Regions from separate parts of the Homo sapiens genome. Here region 1 is linked to region 2. A link is an interaction called in ENCODE POLR2A ChIA-PET data of the cell type or tissue named here. Cell type or tissue: OCI-LY7. All regions are shown on one strand.

What was found. Peaks named below come from ENCODE experiments on the same cell type or tissue, not always from the same donor. Only the 100,000 strongest peaks of a DNase experiment are listed, where the experiment ranks them.
Region 1: POLR2A ChIA-PET joins it to region 2 with 5 read pairs; 1 of 35 experiments calls an interaction of 5 or more read pairs at or near these places.

The regions. Positions count from the first base shown.
Region 1 is chr13:62,013,148-62,015,647 of GRCh38, forward strand. The region is part of intron 1 of LINC00358 (long intergenic non-protein coding RNA 358); the gene reads right to left. Among named protein-coding and RNA genes, the nearest start is that of LINC00358, 15 kb to the right of the region's middle. In OCI-LY7, CTCF peaks have their summits at 1,303 (motif pointing right) and 1,504; a DNase peak (open chromatin) is centred at 1,344.
Region 2 is chr13:62,318,931-62,321,430 of GRCh38, forward strand. LINC01074 (long intergenic non-protein coding RNA 1074) reads left to right here and starts at 2,375. Exons shown (of 2, transcript NR_149075.1): 1 at 2,375-2,456. In OCI-LY7, CTCF peaks have their summits at 1,389 (motif pointing right) and 1,596; a DNase peak (open chromatin) is centred at 1,411.

The DNA of each region.
Region 1 (2,500 bases), 310 kb before region 2:
CCCTATGCCCATCAATGCAAAATTATTAGATAATAAGCTACATTGAATCCTAAATAGATCCCCATATGGGAAAACCCTTCTTAAATTTATACAGACCAGAGCTAAAATTCATCTGAAACACTGTTTCCTCCTTGAAAGACATGATAGGCTCTGTCAAGGTGGTGTTGTTTTATGGCAGTAATATAATAAAGTTTGCTTTGTTTGATCAACAGGAAGAATGCTCAAGCTATAAATGAGAACAAAATAATTTTATATGGTTAACCTTTGCTATTAATGATTTTGAAACTTGATATTAATTGTCCTTAATGCATCATCACTTGACAAGACAATCTAACAGCATAAGTAGAGAGATATAAATATTCCATATTTGAACAAAGCAACCCTAAGAGTAATTGGACTAATACTGAAAACAGACACATTTCATTTCCAATATGAAATGCACTAATATTTTCTAAGGTAGAATAGTATTAATAGATTTAGATTTTAATTTATCTTGAGTACTGAAATGTACCTGAGCACATTACTAGTGCTCAAGTCCCCTCACGTCCTAGATAGTTATAATACAACTTGCAACTGGGATTCTCGCACTTTCTACCTGGCAAATTTGAATACAATTTTAGTGTGATTTGAGTTTTGCCATTGCTTATTTTTGCAAATCACATATATTTTAGAAAATTAAATATCTAAATAGTTAACCCCCCCAAATGTTGACACCTAAAATTTGTGTTATTTTCAACAAATATTTTAAGCATATATATGTATGCAATTTTATTCCTAGTAAACAAAGAATTTATGTGTTGTTTTCATGTTATCACTAAACAAAATGATTTTATTACATGAGTTTATAAAAAGTGTTGTATAGCAGTTCATTTTTACTTCACTCAAGTAACAAATATTTTAGCTCACAGCACACTTTTTAATTCTTCAAATTTCTACCAGCAAATTGAATAATATTGATCATAAAAAGTATAATTTATGCTATTAGAGTAAAATTGTATATATTGTGGAATAAAATTAAAATAAATTGCTTTGTAAAATCATCTCTTAATTTACCTTTTTATGTTATCGGCATTAATATAAAGAAACACAAGAAAAATAAGCATAACCACAAAATCTATTTTTAAACTTATCTTTGTTTTTTTTTTAATTTTTGAAATGTAAGCTTTTCAACAGTTCTTTAATAAACCCTGGGGATTCTAGGATGTACTTTTTGTTGGATATAACTGAGGCCCTTAATTAGTCCTAATATTATTCCAGTATTGTATTTTGTTTTGTCTTCAACGATCACTGTACAAGAAAAAATAAAAATTTTACCACTTGGTGGTGCTGGTGGATAATATAAAAACCAAACTATTCCTGGAGCATATGTTGAGAGAGCTGGTTACGGTGATTAAATAAAATTAAGGGAAGGACAGCTTCATTCACCTCTGTCATTCCCTAGTTTTCATTTCTCCTTTTGACATAAAGAGTGTAAATTAGACACAATGGTTGCTACCGATGGCTTGGGTCCTTGCTAAGTAGCAAAGAGAAACAAGATCTTTAACACAAATTTCATGGCATTGGAGACTGACGATGAGGCTATTATTTTCATTTTTAAATTATCTCTGCCTCAGTGTAAAAGATTACTTCAATTACACACATTATTTTTATTCTCTCAAAAAAACAAGTTTTTGTATGACCGTTCATGTTTTTACATGGCATGATGACCACTGAATTGTAACATTCTGTTCTTGGTGGAAATGCAAGTATTTTAACATGTAATTGATGTGTTTATACCAAAATTAATAGTAAATGCATCTACAAACATGAGTAACTGTTCAATTATATTTGATGTCACAATATTTTCAGATACTGATAAACAAATAGCTCAATGACATACATTATGTATAATAATTGTTAAAACTTTCCTTCAGAAGTATATTGCTCTCTCAAAAGAAAGCTCGCCTAAAGTGGTCACAGTTTTTCATATTTACTTGGCAGTGTTTTTTACTTAGCTCAGCTTCAGGTTTCCAATTTTAAAAATGTATAAATTATACAATTTTTATGAAGTATCCACCTACATATTTCTTCAGCCACATAAACACAAGAGATTATGTCACTGATATATATATATGTATATTTTATATATTATTTATTAACCGGGGGAAAGTCCATGAATTTCTTATGCCCAGAGTTAACATAGACTGTAGTGCTCTACAGGGGGTGTGATATGGCAAAATTATATGGGAAAGATTTTTAATGATAAAATGAAAGTTTTCAGTGTTTGCTTCAGTTCAAAGAAAATAACCCAGCCAATACATATTCTTTGTCACATTGGTAAGCAGATACATTATTAACATCTTTGACATGGAAGAAAGGCAGCCTAAGGGCCCCAAATTCTGCTTCTATACAGGTAAAAAAATAAGCATTTAATTCTTCTCCTGAACAACAACTGTTTTAAAGATAAGGCAAAGGATGACCCCAAATCCTATTTGTAACTGTACAAGCCCATTCAATCCCA
Region 2 (2,500 bases):
GCTAATTAAAAATATGTTATTATATGAAACTATGAACACACAAAATGATCATATGTAGACTAAAAAATGACTTTTTTTATTATACATAAAGACTGCATTTATACTTCTTATATAATTAGGGTCCTGAGAGCTAGTTAATAAATGCTGCAAATCTTTTAATTTTCTATTTTAAATAATGGCCCAATTCCCACTCATTTATTATCAACATGAAAAGATGATTAAAAATTAAAACTCTTGACATTCTCCAATTTTTATCACCTAGGACTGTCTTGAAGTATTTAAACAACAGAGAATGACCAAGATATTATTAGAGGTTGACATTTTGTAGATTTTGTATTTTGGGCTTGTTTGATCAATTTAGAATTTATCTTAAATTTTTAATGAAATTTTTTTTCTGTACCACTTGCTGTTTGCATTCATATGTACTTCTAAAGATATATTATCAATTTAGATTGTCATTTAAAAAACAAAACTAAAACTAAAACCCTCAAAGTCATGTGCCTATAACTGTTTATCATAATTCCATTTCAAATAAAAATGCTTGATGATAAAAATGAAAATTTAAATATCGAATAAAATATAACTATGTACTGAATTTGATGACACAAGGGGAAGTAAAGTAGAACATGGTTGACCATATGACTTTTATTTTATTTTAAAATATTTTTATTCCTAAACAAGGCCTTAATATAAGAATGTCCCCATCCTTCTTCTATCCTAATGATAGCCACCAATTTTTTATCTATCAGAATATTATTTTCTGTGCATGTTTAAATATACAGAAATGAATATTGACTTAGACATAAATGGTACGTCTTTTCTAATTTTTAAAGTGATATCAAAAATATTTTATACAGCCTCATAACATGCACGTCTTGTGATTTTTCAATAAATTTTACCTTCATTCTTTGTAAAAGGAAAGCTTTATTATTGTAAATGCTAGTAATTACATATGTTTTGTCCAGTGTGCAACATTTTCTTATCTAGTTTTTCATCACTGAGTAAGCATTGGATTTATACAAACTTAAAATTTTATAATCTCTATTACTACTTTTTAACATGGCAGGTTATGATATAGTTAAGAAACTTCAAATTATTTATTTTCATTAGAGGTCATCTTTTCTCAAGAATGATTCAATGCAGTGCTAATGATTAGAAAAATTGATTATATTAGTATCTGAATGTGTTATATTGTCTTTAAATAATTATTTACTAGGATACTAATCTACTTCTGAGACTTGTGCTAAGGTGTTTTTATCATTATGAACTGAAAACTGGTCAAATATAGAATATTACTTTATCCTACTTTAAATTTAAATATTAATTGTGAAGTGTTTCATCCATTTCTTGTGACTAAGTAGGTTTCTATTTCCTGTGTAGTCAGTAGATGGCAGGCTTGTATCACATACAGTCTGAATTTAGTGTGGCATACTTATTTGTTATGGTAACATGAATACTCACTGATAAGTGTTTTCGTTGTCTTTGTGATAATGAAATACAAGAAAATAGCTCATATTTTATTTCTAAAACCAAATAAAATTATTTGTTGAATGAGCTTAAGAGCTATATAACTTGAAATCATACCTGTTATTGTCCTAATGATTTTTTGGTTTACATTTTTTAAAAATCACAGTCAGACAAACACTAACATTGGCAATTACAATAGGATTTTACTGCAATTCTAAAACTTGAAACATAAATATTAAACAATTTTAGAAAAAAGTACATCATAAAAATGAATCCACACAGAGTATATATATTTTTCAAATTTAACATAAAATACATAAGAAACAGCTTCCTTGTGAAAAATACATAATATGAATGCTCAAAATTTTTGAAAGTCTGTGTGAAACCTGTATGTTGCTATTGTTAATTCATTCAACCTGACAGTGCATACACAAAGGGTTGGTTTGAGGGAAGGTGTTATTTGATGTCTATGTCATTCAATAACATCACTTGATATGATATAGTACATCACATGGCATGTTTCTTATCAGCATGACAAAAGTAATCTCTTCCGCCAACTGTAGCATGTCTGAAAGACAGCAAATTATATCTGCCAAGATTAAATGCCTCTATACTAACGCTTATTTAAAATAAAATTACTTCTCAAAAAATCTCATTGCATAGGTTATGTTACTGTGAAAGACGGTAAATTTAGTAACAACATCATGTCCTAAATGTAACTCAGGAAGTGGCAATATTCTGTATTTATTTTTTCTTTTCCAAACGAAATGAGCTACAAAGCTAGGTGGATGCCAGAGGACATGAGCACAGATAGACAGATTTTCTGTGGACAATATTACTGTGCTCTAATACATTCTTTTTGTAATTATTCCAGGTCAAGATAGTGGCCAAAGAGGAAGTTATAAAGCAGACTAGGAAATTCTCCTAAATATATCTCCAACAGAGTAAACAAGAGATTAGGAAACTTGTCCTTCATTCAATTACACCTGGTAAACTTTTTACATTTCCCATTCTATTTTTTGCCTGTGATGTC